Regions from separate parts of the Mus musculus genome. Here region 2 is linked to region 1. The links are chromatin contacts, found by Hi-C in ENCODE. All regions are on one chromosome and are shown on one strand. Each heading gives the region's core, a stretch centred on a gene start or an enhancer-like site at or near the end of the contact. The rest is flanking DNA. Distances are from core to core; before and after follow the strand shown.

Evidence for each region. Hi-C counts contacts between places; a loop is a spot of excess contacts on that map.
Region 2: a map of left cerebral cortex shows a loop between it and region 1 (4-fold over the local background). The contact joins the enhancer-like site here to the promoter of Rapgef5 in region 1. A Hi-C loop is called at or near these places in 5 of 37 maps with a recorded cell type or tissue (heart and left cerebral cortex).

Annotation. Positions count from the first base shown.
Region 1 is chr12:117,531,431-117,536,225 of GRCm38, forward strand. Rapgef5 (Rap guanine nucleotide exchange factor (GEF) 5) reads left to right here and starts at 2,498. Exons shown (of 26, transcript NM_001373989.1): 1 at 2,498-2,803. The coding sequence starts at 2,588.
Region 2 is chr12:117,498,681-117,503,243 of GRCm38, forward strand. Gm31482 (a long non-coding RNA gene) reads left to right here. Exons shown (of 3, transcript XR_382010.2): 2 at 2,351-2,547. Among named protein-coding and RNA genes, the nearest start is that of Rapgef5, 33 kb to the right of the region's middle. Within about 2 kb of position 2,297, at least 1 of the 3 ENCODE cell types and tissues checked has a DNase peak (open chromatin) inside an H3K27ac peak, as active enhancers do; it is left cerebral cortex, where a contact is called at or near this core.

The DNA of each region.
Region 1 (4,795 bases), core at 1,248-3,747:
TATTCCTTTCAGGATGCAAGCGCTGTAGCATAGCATTACAGAAGGGTGGTACTCCGGGCAAAAGGCAAGGAGAGGGTGCTGGGGTGGGCTTGTCTGAAAGGAGTGGTGTGAATTTTCTACTAACAGATTCCTGCTCTTTCTGATATATCGTGTGTGTGTGTGTGTGTGTGTGCAAATGCACGTGTGTAGGTGAATATCCTTATGTGTGTGCATGCATGTGGAGGCCAACCCTGGCTGCCAGTTCTCAGGTTCTTTTCATACTTGGATTTTTTTTTTTGTTGTTGTTGTTGTTTTTAAATATAGAGTCTCCTACTTGCCTGAGCTTACCCCTTTAGATAAGGCTAGCTGGCCATCAATTCCCCAGGGGTCTACCTGTCTTTACCTCTCCAGCCCTGGGATCAAAAGAGGTGACACTAATTATGCCCTGCTTCCTTATTCTTGTTTGCTTGTTTGTTTGGTTGGTTTTGAACATAGTTTCTTAGGATCTAACTTGGGTCCTTGGACTTGCAAGGCAATCAATCACCTTAGCAGACAAACTACCTTCCTGGTTCCCACCTGCTTACTTTTATGCTAAGTATGTGTGGCCTTTATTATTTATTACTTTAACCTAAATAGACTTTTCAAAAGTCCTTATTGATGTTGTGCCTTAGATACATGGCATGGCCGATTCTATAGACTCTATGGTGTAAGTTTCAAACTCCTAAATCTTATATTGAAAACTGTGAATCTGTGAATCTGTGAATCTAGGATTACAGTGCAAGCCTGTAATCCTAGCACTTGGAAGACAAAGAAGGGGTGCCAAAAGTTCAACGTGATCCTCGGCTACATACGGTGCTCAGGTCGGCCTGGGCTACAGGAGACTCAAAAAAAAAAAAAAAAACAAAAACAAAAACAAAAACAAAAACAAACAAAAAGCCAAAGGAAAAAAAGCTGCTTGAACATGTGTGAAGACCGAGAATGTCAACTAGGAGACAGAACATATGCGATCTCTTCTGTAGCGGAGTGAAGTCATAGATAATTCAAATGTTACTTCTCAGGGATGATATGACTGGCAGAAGGCCCCACAGATCAGAATGTTAACTAGGAGTGTCCTGGGAACTCCTTGGAACCAAGTACCAACCCCTTAGCTGGCACATTTTAACCTAAAAATCAAGAGACTGATGTTAGAGATACAGATGTAGAGTTTCATTCTTGGATAAATCTGCATCACAGACATTTGGAAACCATAACAGACTATAGAGCTCATTACTGACTCCTTCTCAATAAATGTACATAGGTTAAGGGGACAAAATGTAAGTCTTCTGCAGTAAGCGGACAACACAAATTCTATTTCCCCCGACTTCTTCATTATGACATCACCCTTCTCTAACAGGACATAGCCTCCAGGTCCAAAGGCTCCCTCTGGCCCTATGTGAGCCACCTAAGAGTTTGAAATCACAATTTCAAATCTCCTTGAAGGGCTCTAAGCTTTAAGACATTGTGTAAATTTCTTGGCCTGGCTTAGGTTGCTCTTCCCAGGAGGTTTTAGTATTTACATTCACTTGATAATTAGCAAGAGTTTAGGGACTACCTGATTTCCTCTTAGTATTTATCTACATCAGGCTGAATTTCCCTTTTCTTAAGGGCAAGATCTCCACTCTCCCTACTCGGCCACATTTCCCGTGTGCACTTGGCCAAACATCTGCTGTGTGAGATAGTAACCTTGTCAAGGATCCTTACTTGTCATTTTAAAGGTTTTTCAGATCTTTGGCGGTCATAGGTAAAGAGTGGGTCTCAGCGTCCTAGTGCTGAGGGGTTAAAGGCCTTGTTGAAGATTCACAACCCCTTGGAGTTGAAGGCCTTCCTGGAATGGTTTCCACTGAGCACTCCACAATTCCTACCTCCTGGAATTGTATAAGCAGTGATTCATGCTGCGCTAAGCCTTTACAGTTTACCAAGCACATTCACCAGACACAGAAGGCTTCCAGGGAGGTCAGGTTCCAACATGTCAACAGAGATTCATCTTCGGGCCACCAGACTTGCACCTATTTTACTAAGCACCCATCAAACCCAACTAGTTTTCTCCGCTCCCCCTTTTATGAGGAGCGCGCCTACCGACCACTGAGTGGGCAATGTTGTCCCAAGAAACCAATTCTGAACATTTTCTAGGATACCGACTGTGCTGTGGGGCTAGGCTAAGCGCCGGAGGGAGGAAGACCTCTGAGCCTTCTGGGTCGCAGTCCAGGCCACTCCTGGCTGGAGCAAAGGGACTTTTTAGACTCGGGGGAATGGGTCCGGGAGGAGGTTTTTGGGAATGGCGCACCTATGCAGGCTCAGAGCACTCGCCGCTCCAGGGCCCCTTCCGCGGGCGGTGGGAGTGTCTCAGCCGTCCGGAGGTGAGCGGCGGGGCGGGGCGGGGAGCACCTGGGCGGGGCCGGGGCGGTGCGCGGGGCCGAGGCTCCCAGCCGGGCGCGCGCCAATGGGCAGCGGCTGGCAGCGCGTCCCGCGCCTGAGCCGCAGTCGCGCCCTCTCGCTGCCTGGCGAAGGCGCGGAGGCGAGCGCGGAGGAGAGCAGCCGCGGGCGCCGCCGCAACCGTCAGGGCATCAGGATGGCGGTGGGCTCTGTCAAGATGCAGCCGCCTTGCGAGAGTCCGGCCCTGGCCTCGGCGGCCCCGGCCGATGGCCCTCTGCGCCGCAGCCCGAGCGCCCGGGAGCCGGAGCGCGAGCCGCCCGCCGCGTCTCTGCGGCCGCGCCTCAGGGACCTGCCTGCGCTGCTGCGGAGCGGGCTCACGCTGCGGAGGAAGCGGAGCGCCGCCGGCGCCCGGGTGAGTGGCCCGGGCGCGCACGTGGAGCCCTCGACTGCCCCGCGGGCCCGCCACGCCGTGGCTGGAAGTTGGGGAGGTGGCGGGACTCCGCTGGAGCGGGGCCTGGGACGTCGGGGTTAGGGGGCGCCCCTCGGGCTGCGACGGCCACCCTTCCCCCTAGATGCACCTGAGCGCACCCGGGCGCCGGGGCATCGCAGGAAGAAGGGCTGTTTGCTGCTTTCTGTGGGGAAGCTGCAGGTGTCCGGTGACTGAGTCAACCAGCCCCGTCTCACAGAAAGTCTTAGGCCTCCCGCAGGTCCTGTTTGCAGGTGGCCTGCGACGTGCGTGCTTGTTTTGGAAGACTCAGCAGTGTCTGGGCGTCGGGACTGCCCTGGCAGCCGCCACTGCTGAGGGGGAGACTTAGGAGTTGGAAGAGCTTGGGTGAGCTGCTAGCGCTGGGAGCACTCAGTACTCCGGGACGCCCCCTAGAGCGGGAGAGGGTCGGACCCCCGGGAATCTCAAATATCGACTTTCTGATGGTGTGTTCAGATATGACTTCCTGGTGAAGGAGCATTCCTTGTGTTGTAAGTGCATCTCACGACCTGAGCAGGCCAGACATGTTTTTTATGTTAAAAGGAGGGCCTGCTTGTCATCCTGGTGATCCTCAAGCCACTCAAGAAAGCCCCAGTAAGCTCTCACTGACTTCCTTCCTACTCAGCAGAGCTTGGGAATACCTTGGTACATCCTACTCATACTTTTTTTAAAAATTATTTTTTGATTATTATGTAGTATTTACTGAAAAATCGTAACAATGGTGTGATTTTTTTTTTTTTTGACTAGAAGTCTTAGTTATATGTCATGAAAGGAGACAGTAGTTGGAGACTCACAGCTCCTGTGATGTTATTGGCTTGCGGAAACCTAAGGGCTGAGGAAGCATTTGTTCTGTCGTGGCTTCCTATAGATGGGCAAGGATCTGAATTGCTACAGTTCTTGTTCTCCAGGCTGTGTTTTCCCTTTCCTAGGTATTTTCTTCTTCGGTGCTACCTTAAAGGATTGTTCTTAGGATTCTCTCATGCAATTAGATAATTTTTAAGTCAGCCACCAGGAAAGTTTTAGAATTGCCCACACAGTAATCATGGTTTTTTAATTCACGTTACATTCCGCTCACTGCCCCCCCACTTCCGGTCACCTCCTCCTACAACACTTCGCCCCTCTCCTTCTCTGAGTGGGTGGGCTCCCCTGGTTTTTTTCCCTACCCTGGCACATCAAGACTGCAGAGCTAGGCACGTCCTCTCCCACTGAGGCCAGACAAGGCAGTCCAGCTAGAAGAATATAGCCCACAGACTGGAAACACTTTTTGGGATAACCCCCTCTCCAGTTGTTTGGGACCCATGTGAAGACCAAGTTGCACATCTGTTCCATATGTGTAGGGAGGCCTAGGTCCAGCCTGTGTGTGTTCTCTGGCTGATGGTTCAGTCTCTTGAGAGCCTCAAGGATCCAGGCTAGTTGACTCTCTTGGTCTTCCTGTGGAGTTCCTAACCCCTTCGGGACCTCAGTCCTTTCCCCTACTCTTCCATAAGAATCCCTAACTCCATCCACTCCACACAGTAATCTTGATGTGTGGTGTATAGGATTGCTTACAAAGAAAGGCAGGAAGTGTGTCCTCAAGATAGGGTGGCTAAATAAACACAAGACCCAGAATTATAGACTTTGCAAGAATCTAGGAGAAAGTAGGTCAAATTGTGTTCCTATTATCCTTGACAGTTACTTTTCCACGGCACAGAATGCTGAAGACATGGGCAGCCGGGAAGTCTGTGACAGGAATTGTCCACAGATCCATCTGCAGCATTCATCTACACAGGGACTCTAGTTTCTTGCTGCCTGGGATGATGATGTTTGCCCTGTCAATATGCAGACTGGCCCTAACTTTCAAACTACTCTGTATATGGGCTCTTCAAACAAGCTACTTTACTAATTCTTCTTCAGTCACACTACATTGTATTAGTTCTTTAA
Region 2 (4,563 bases), core at 1,047-3,546, 33 kb before region 1:
CAACCTGAGTCAACAGAACTGAATAGATTCTTCAACTCATCTTCTGTTCCCTGCCTGTAATATGAGAAAAGTTTGTGAAAACCAGGCTGAAGAACTTCCCATTCACAGGAGTTTAAGTTTATAACCTCCCTGCCAACCATTCCAGGTCAAGCCTATCATGATAGTGGAAGTAAAAATTGAACTTACATACACTTAAGGAATTTTGCATGATTTACCAAAATACCTTGCCCAATGATTGCAGTCACTAACCAATCAGCATGAATGAAGACACTTTCTTGGTCACTGCTCTCTCCATTCTGTCTCGGTTGGAGGGGATATGCCTGAGTGAAGCTCTCTCATCTGAGCACCATTTATAAGGATTTTGGACTGATAAGGAGTTTCACAGTCCTACCCTAGGATGGAGAGGTGTGAGCAGCAGGTGGCTGAGGTGAGGCAATGACCTTGATTTGCAAGAGGTGTCCACCCAGAAGGCAGTACAGGCTGAGTATTGCAGGGAAGTCACACCTGTCCTAGCTATCACAGAGCTGTGATTCAATTTAGATTAAGGGCTTGAAGTTTTATGTCTTCGTAAACCTAGAACTCAGAGTCCTAGGTTGAGAACTAGATGGCACTGTCTAGGTAATTTAAACTCTTATCACTCCAATGTGTAGGCAGGGCTGGGGATAAGGGTGGGGCAGCACACTCTCTTGGGACCAGAACGGAAATCCAGAATAATAGCTCCTGAGGCTGACAGTAGAAACATCCCTTGGGCACAGGAAGCACATTAAAGTTCTGGGTTCAGTTGTATGCTGGTCTCAAACTCTCTTCCTGTTTCCTAGAAGAACAACGTCATAGACATCTAAAGGAACTCTTCAAGGAAACAAACCAGGTCACTGGTGGGACAGATGCCATCACAGCTCATAAGCAGGGCTTTAGAGACCTGCGTTTGAATGCACGGAGTTCAAGACCTCCTTCCCAAAGCTAAGGTGGCTCCTTTGGTAAAATCTGTGGCATCTAATAGTGATGATACAGGGCTGGCTAACCTAGCATTTCAACACTTTTACACCAGTGGATTTGTTCTCTCATCAAGACCCTGCTTGCCCTGTGCCCTGTGCCCATTGTCGGTGGAGTACTGGATGGCCTGAAAATGGAAATGTTAAGGAAGGCCATGGTGCGTGTGGCTGTGCAGCCCAGTGTTGTACTTCCAGGAGTTCCTCCACTCCTGCTCCCTCTGTCTGGAGTTATCCCACCCCTGCCCCATCCTGCCCCACCCCCAACCTCCCACCCTGCCTCTCCATAGACCCCCATCTTGTCTCCTGCCTATCCTGGAAGCTCTCTGTGGTTACTCAGGTCCCCCTCCCCCCAGCATCACTACCAGTCCCCATAAACTGGCTTTACTTTAGTAATTAGGTGGAATTTCTCAGTCTGACAAACTGTTGTATATCTTCTATCCTCTAGCACTTGTTGAGAACAGAAGCTGGTCTTGTTTGTAGCTGGCTGCATCCCTATTGGCCAAAATCAGTGCCTGTGATAGCTACTGTGGATTGTTAATCTCATGGGATCTAACATCACCCTCGTGCCTCCAGGCTCACCTGTGAGGGATCCTATGTTGATTGTTGTTTATGTGAATTGAGTGAGTGGCACTGTTCTCTGGGTTTGGATCCTGGACTGTACACAGTGAGGAAGGCTAGCCTGAGCACAGGCATTTGTCCACCTTCACTTCCTGACTTAGGATGTGATCAGCTGCCACAAGCTCCCACTGTTTTGATTTCCCTTGATTTTCCAGTGATGCACTGTAAATGTAAACTGGATGGTTGAAATAAAAAAAACCCTTTCTCTTGAATTCCTTTTGCTGGGGTGTTTTATCACAGCAACAGAAAAAGAAACTAAGACATACTAAATCACCATTTTCTGAATAGATGAATATGTTCTTTACAATGAAGTTTGCCGTGCTCCTGGCTAGAATAAAACCATAAATAAGAAATAATGCTTATTTTTTTAGCAGAATATTTGATGCAAGCTACATGCACATTATCTTATATCTTTCCTCTAAATTAGTATTTCAAAAAATAAGTGTTAGTGTTGATTGGGCATAGCACAGACCTCACATGGACTTAACATCAAGAATATTTCTGAGAAGAAAGAAAGCACTGATAAAGTGGGCAGTGCTGTTTGAGGTTGCACTGGCTGGACTAGGGAGGCTTTTCCTCCAGGGTTGTACTGGCGTCCCTGTGCCAGCTTTCCCTAACCTTATGAGCTGTCTTAGGGAGCTGGCTTGGAACCAAGTGTCTTGATGAACTTCCCAAAGTGCTAATGAAGAAGTGATCGACTTGTTCACACCTCCTTCCTGACTTTTAACTCTGCATAACAGGACATGCCTTGTGTTTAGAGAGTCACAGTGTCAGACCCCAGGACGACTGTCATCTGCCACCAAGAAAATGAAGAAAATAGGCCAACTAGACATTCAGTCAAGAACATCTTACTCAGCTGTGCAGAGACATGAAGAGAAATGAGCTTTCTCTCACAGCCTTAACTCAGCACTTCTCTTTCTCCTGCTTTGGATCTGAGGTGAGACTCCATTCTTTCCATTCCACCATCCATCCCTGTTCCAATGAACCCCACATATCCGTCTCAAACAGCTGCCACTACTGACTCAGGAGGATGGCCCACCATGTGACCAGGAAGCCAGCCGGGAGTCTTGTCTCCAAGGAGAAGCAGGAGGAGGGGAACAAGGAGGGCTCTGAGAAACTGTTTAACATTTCAAGCGCTATTATTATTTTTGGCACCATGTTGAGTCCATGTCTCTTTTTTGGCTACTTTTCTAGTACTTTATGTATCTGGAAGGAGAAATTGCAACCGGTTTCAGTAACACTGAGGGAATGTGCAATGCCATTACAGGAGGTATTTAAATGCTATTTAAATGTTATCTTGTATGCTCATAAATAAGCTTAAGCTAAAATGACTCTAAAAATGATCTGTCAGATAATGTGTTTATATATCATAGGCATAAAAGATGGCCTTAAACATTGGTTATCATGAATACAATTATATAACTAAAAAAAATGAAATCCATAACAGTTAGCAGTTGACCCCCAATTAGCAACTTGATGCAAAAAAAACAACAACAAAAAAAAAAACAAAACAAAAAAAAAAAAAAACAAAAAACCCAGATGGGTGCATACGTTTGTGGGTGGTCCCTTCAGTCACATGATTAGTGTCCAGGCCTGAGTTTTTAATTATTTGAATAAACATTTTATTTTGTAAATTTCAAATATACACAAGAGTAGGGATGGGGATGTAAGCCCGAAGTCAAGTACTTGCTTAGCATGTGTCGGAGCCCAGGTTCAATGCCTAGCATGAAAAAAACAAATATATAGAAGAAGGACTCAGTGCACTGATCGTGAAAGATGATGATCTAGGACTGTAGCCACTTGAAAGACAAAAGAATTGTCTATCCTGTTGAGGGTGGTTCTCTCACTGACATTTGGAGCAGTAAAGCAATTCATACATCTATTCTAAGTCAGTAGGTAAAATAAAAATCAGGTCAAGTGTAAAGTATTTATTATTTACCACCGCCCAGTGTGTTCCTGGATATTGGGATAGAAATAGCTAATAATAGTAAGATTAGAATGTTGGAGATTTGTTTGTGTAGAAACAGGGTCTCCTTATAGCCCAAGCTAGTCTCAATTCACTCTGTAGTGGAAGATGAGTTTGAACTTCTGGTCTTCTTGCCTCCAACTTCACCTTCACCTGGGATTACAGGCCTGCATCAACACGTTCAGTTTATAGTGCTGGAGGACCAAGCCCGGGGCATGATACCCCAGGCAAGCACTGTACCAAGCCAGGTGCATCACACCCCATCTAAGAGACGACAATAACACACCATTTTTATAGCAACGGTATCCACAGCGGCTAAAAGTAGAAAATCTACAAGTCCAATGACAGAGGAATGGCTAGACAAAATATGCAACAGCCTACACATATAATGGAACATGATACAGGCTTTTAAAAGAATGGAATTCGGGAACATGCTATAACATGTATGAATATTGGAGATATTTTTAAGAGAAACAAGGTAAGCAGAAAGGAACAAATAGCACACAGCTCCAACTATATGAATTACCTACCGTAGTCAACAGAGAGACTGAAATTGATTATAGATTAGATTACTGGGGAATTCATTTTTAGTAGGTATAGAGTTTGAGAATATGAAACATCTCTGAAGATGGATGACGATGGCGGCTTTACAATGTAAATGTGGTAAATCCCACTGGACTGTATATCCAGAAGTTAAAATGGTACATTTAGTGGTACGTGTCTCTTACCACATATTTTTAAAAGCAGAAGTAGGTTGTATTTTCACCCACAAGCAAAGCTATGATAGTGTTTGTGGGAGTAGGGTAGGGGCAGGAGCAGAATTAAGATGCTTCTACCCTTACCCTGCCCACCCAGTGAGGTAGCTTCTTAAAACACTGTTAGTCATTCTCAAACTTTTGTGTGAGTAGAGTCAGCCTATGTGGAGAAAGGCAAGATCCTATATGGAGATACTGAGACAGTTCCTGCATCTAACAAAGCATGATGGGA